Linked DNA regions of Homo sapiens: region 2 is linked to region 1. Evidence: read pairs that join two places in POLR2A ChIA-PET (ENCODE). Cell type or tissue: MCF 10A. All regions are shown on one strand. Region 1 overlaps SHE (Src homology 2 domain containing E). Region 2 overlaps IL6R (interleukin 6 receptor).

Region 1 (2,500 bases):
AGAATTCTAATAATGATGCCAATGCCTAATGATATTGGTGATTCTTAAACCTGGGGTATCTTCCTTCCTATTTATGCTTATCTCACTGATTTGCTAAAAAATGAGAAAATCCACAGAGATTGAGAGAACACACACTTTCTTGGAAAGGCTGACCAACAAAATAATCCTTAGGCCACACTCTGAAGTTGCGGATTTCCATGAACTCCAGAGCTGAATTAGGACTTCTGAGGGAGAAAGACCACCTTCTTGCCCGTCATTCACATTTTCTCCCGCTCATTCATTTCCCCAATAACGAGTCCAATATAACATCCTCTTCCAGTCTGCACCATCATGTGGAAAAGCCACGTGGATTTTTTGTTGGTTTGTTTAGAGACCAGGTATTCCAGGTAACAAGTAGGCACATTTCTAGAGAACTCTGATGCTCCTGAACTCCTGACTTAACCTTCCTGAGGGTCACACCATAAAAAGAACACCCTACCCCAGAGCTGGAGGCAACAGCTAAATCATGATTTCTTATTGTAGAACTACTTAGCAAGGAAACAAGGGACAGGCCACAAACAAAGTGTCATGGAATCACTTTAAGACCAAAGACTTGGCCGGGTGCAGTGGCTCATGCCTGTAATCCAGGCACTCGGGGAGACTGAGGTGGGTGGATCATTTGAGGTCAGGAGTTTGAGACCAGCCTGACGAAGACGGCGAAACCCCATCTCTACTAAAAATACAAAAAAAAAAATTAGCTGGGAGTGGTGGTGCGAACCTATAGTCCCACCTACTTGGGAGGCTGATGGGGAAGAACTGCTTGAACCCAGGAGTCAGATGTTGCAGTGAGCCAAGATTGCGCCATTGCACTCCAGCCTGGGCAACACAGCGAGACTTCGTCTCAAACAAAACAAAACAAATCACTCTCTGACTTTTCAAGGAAGACTCCCATTTTCTAGCAGTTGCTAGTCCAGCCTTGTCCTCTGAGATGCTGGTTGTGCGCTGATGATGCCCTTGAAGGTGCCAGAGGCCCAGGGCTTGCAGTGGCTGAATCTTAGTGAAGCTTGCTGTGCACTGGGTAGAGTAAAGTCATGTGTTCTGCCCCTTTGAAAGGCAACTTTTCATTGGAATAATAGTGTACCACTTCAGGGATGCTGTCAAACACAGCGCTTGTCTGATTCAGTGTGTATTTGTTGTCTTTGGTCTGAGCCACTATGATGTGGACACATCCTTGACTAGTCCTGGAATGAAAATCAAGGAGGAGACATGAATGAGTGGGCAGAGGATCCCTCCCCACTGAAAACAATTGCAGCCAGATTCACACTAGGTTGATAGGTTCTCATCCATCCCGTAATGGTTCTACACACACAGAAATGCATTCCACACTCTAGTGGTACTCTCAGAAATTTCACAGTCTAAACGCATGTAATCCTTGAGTGGTTTATCCTTATCACATATGAGTCATCAGGTAGTGGAACAAAGAAAACAATTAAAAAGAATGCCAAGTCCCTTCTAGCTCTCAAATTGCAAAACCAGTGCTTACGCCCAAGCACGAGGCTACTAAGGTGAGGTAGAAACTCATCCTCGGCTGGGCACGGTGGCTCACGCCTGTATCCCAGCACTGTGGGAGGCCGAAGTGGGCGGATCACTTGAGGTCAGGAGTTCAAGACCAGCCTGGCCAACATGGTAAAACCCCATCTCTACTAAAAAATACAAAAAAATTAGCCGGGCATGGTGGCAGGCACCTGTAATCCCAGCTACTTGGGAGGCTGAGGCAGGAGAATCACTTGAACCCAGGAGGCGAAGGTTGTAGTGAGCCGAGATTATGCCACTGAACTCTAGCCTAGGCAACAGAGTGAGACTCCATCTCAAAAAAAAAAAAAAAGAAAAAGAAAAGAAACCCCAAAAAAACTCATCCTCCTCACCACAGCTAAAAGGACGTAAGTAAGGGTTCTTCTTCTTTTTTTCCAAAAAGAACACATAAATAATAATAATAAAAACCATTTCCTCCCCTCGCATCTGGAAAGACCATTCCTGGTTGTATAAAATGAAAGCTGGCACCAAAAGCTCAAAGATTTAATCCACAAGCACCAATTTCAGGAACACAGTCGAGCTATTCCTGGTATTGTATATCTGGTGGCCTATCCCATTTTCTGAGCCATATTGCTCAACTCCCCCGCCCGACTCTGTTCTCCTCCAGCCTGATTGTTTCAGCTGCAGGGGCTCAGCTTCCTCAGGAAGGAAATGCTGTTAGGGCTCTTGACAATGATCCTCCAATACAGGGACACTGAACTCACGGAGCAGTGAGAATTTCCATGATACACACTCCACCAGGCCTACCAGGCAAAAGTGAATTTTCTGTGTACAATCAGACAGAGGGAGCAACAGGCAAGTCAGCATTTCCTTCTTCACCAGAAGAAACTGGTGTCAAAATTGCAGTTGGCATTTTGACAATCAGGGGGATCTTGATTTATTAAAGTCCCCAATACTAGGGAATAAAAGAAGAATGACTGTACTACCC
Region 2 (2,500 bases), 60 kb before region 1:
GCACCAGCCACGCCTTCGCCCCCGCGTGCCCCGTCTCCTAGGGCCTACTATGCAAGGCCTGTGTCAGGCCGGGGTGGGAGCATGAGAATGACTGGGCATATCTCCCAGGACCAGGAAGGACTGCTCTCAGGAGCCCCCTCCTCACCTGGTTCCTCATCGTGTCTCTTCCTTTTGGCCCTTCTCTTTGGTAGGGCCTACTTAGGGAGGGCCCCAGCAGATTCCCAGGGAACAGAAAAACAGACAGATGGGAGGAATCAAGGCTGAGCCCAGGGATGGTGTCTTGTGTCCACCAGGGAATCAGGCCTACAGGGGAGGGCTGGGCTATGGGTGCAGAATTCAGTGACAGTGACAGTGAGAGAACTCAGCAGTGCAAGGGCAAAGTGGCACTGTTTGGCCTGAAGGTGCTCGGAAGCTGCTTGTATTGAAAAATCCACCCTCATCCCCCGACATCCCTCAGTGCCCACTGCGCTCTGCCGTGCCCTCTCCCTCCTTCCTAGAAATCCTAACTCACACAGACCCAGGCTATGTAGCTTGTTTAATTAAATATATATATATATATATATATATGTATTCATTATAAGAGCAATATAGGCAACTTATAGAAAATTCAAAAACTACAGAAAGACACAGGGAAGAGAAAGAAATCACCTCTAACACCATCATTTGGAGAGGAGGGCAGAGGTAGGGAGAGGACACTTCTATGAATGTTACTTGTTCTGAGAGTCACCCATGAGGCTTCCCCACTGCCACCCAGCTGTCAGGGGTACTGAGTCAGAGATTTGGGTCAGGAGGCAGAGGGCTGAGTGGGTGGGAGGGAAGGGGCGGTGCTGCCCACTCTGACTTTAGCAAGTATGTTTTCTTATAGTCTTTATGAGTATTTCTTTGATCATTCTGCATACAGTGCTTTTAAAAGCGTAGTTAACACAGTGTTGTTCGCAGGTTCTAGAGGAAATATATTTTGAAGCAGGGCTGTGACAGGCAATACTTGCCAATGGGTGGTTTATAATTAATCATTCCCTGTTTTAAAAAATAGTGACTCAGTTTTAAAGATTCAGAAAGCCATTACTCAAGTTCCTTGGCAGAGGAAGTGGCCATTATGTTGCTCCCTGCAGCTCTGCTTTTGTGGAAGAGGGAAAAAAAAGTATTTTTATTTGGTATTTCTCTGAGCTGCTCAGATACTTTGGCCATTGTTAGTGAGTGCAGGAGCAGAACAGCCCCTGCTATTGTTCAGGCTGGCCGCTAAACATGGCAAGAGCTTCCCGCTGAACTGGGGTAGGGGAAATGACCAGAAAGACATTTACTGGATTTGGCAAAGGCAGAAGCAGAAAAGAGAGCTTCCTCTGGCTCCAGGAGTCTATTTCTTGCCTCAGCGGGCTCCTCTGCCCCCCAGCCTGGGGCCTGCCCATCACACAACACGAGAGGGCACCACTTAGACCCCTTCACCTGCAAACCGTGCGCCTGGGAGTTTTTGGTGCCGAGACCCTGTCCCTGTGGGCACCCCTAACATGCCCTATATTCAACAAACATGCATGAAGCACCTACTAAGTTCTCTGATGAGTGACGACCAGGAGCTTCCAGTGTTGTCACCATGGTCGGGGAAGGGACCTTTATATAGTTGAGGACTGTGCCATGTGAAAAGTGCCAGTGATTGGATGAGCTGCAGTGGTCCTTGACCCCTACCTTAGACCTTCATGCATCCTGCACTTGTGTCTGTTGCATGCCATGTGAATTCTGATTTCTGCTAATCAGCGAATCAGCTGAGGAAGGGATATTGCAAGCATTGCACTGGGAGCAGTTCTCTTTGGGCACTGTTTCCATCTTTGCTCCTGCAAGTTTGTCATTTGTGCAGGAACTTGAAATCCGTGTTAGGTTTTATCTTGACAGCTGCTTTATCCAGTGGAAAATGGAAAAGTGGAAATATTGATGCACTGATTAGAAGTGTCGTTGCATCTTCCATACGTAACCGCATTCAGGCACTGATGGACTTCAAGATGTGGGCTGGATGTGGTAAACTGCTGCCTCCATCAGGTGCTCATTGGAGTTCAACGCACTGGACCGTGTGTTCAGTTGTGATGTAGCAGGACAAGCCACAGACAAAACCCCTCAGACACCGAGTTAAAGAAGGAAGGGCTTCATTCGGCTGGGAGCTTCAGCAAGACTCATGCCTCCAACAACCGAGCTCCCCGAGTGAGCAATTCCTGTCCCTTTTAAGGGCTCACAACTCCAAAGGGGTCCGCATGAGAGGGTTGTGATTGATTGAGCAAGCAGGGGGTACGTGACTGGGGGCTGCATGCACCGGTAATTAGAATGGAATAGAACAGGACAGGGATTTTCACAGTGCTTTTCTATGCAATGTCTATAATCTATAGATAACATAACCGATTAGGTCAGGGGTTGATCTTTAACTATCAGGCCCAGGGTGTGGCGCCGGGCTGTCTGCTTGTGGATTTCATTTCTGCCTTTTAGTTTTTACTACTTCTTTCTTTGGAGGCAGAAATTG

Evidence for each region. ChIA-PET counts read pairs that join two places held together with the same protein. Peaks named below come from ENCODE experiments on the same cell type or tissue, not always from the same donor. Only the 100,000 strongest peaks of a DNase experiment are listed, where the experiment ranks them.
Region 2: POLR2A ChIA-PET joins it to region 1 with 5 read pairs; 6 of 35 experiments call an interaction of 5 or more read pairs at or near these places.

What each region holds. Positions count from the first base shown.
Region 1 is chr1:154,483,116-154,485,615 of GRCh38, forward strand. It overlaps SHE (Src homology 2 domain containing E), which reads right to left. Exons shown (of 6, transcript NM_001010846.3): 6 at 1-1,220. The coding sequence ends at 1,034. Among named protein-coding and RNA genes, the nearest start is that of TDRD10, 18 kb to the right of the region's middle. In MCF 10A, no CTCF peak of the experiment used is centred here; a DNase peak (open chromatin) is centred at 1,476.
Region 2 is chr1:154,422,718-154,425,217 of GRCh38, forward strand. All of the region lies in intron 1 of IL6R (interleukin 6 receptor), which reads left to right. Among named protein-coding and RNA genes, the nearest start is that of IL6R-AS1, 17 kb to the left of the region's middle. In MCF 10A, no CTCF peak of the experiment used is centred here; a DNase peak (open chromatin) is centred at 1,074.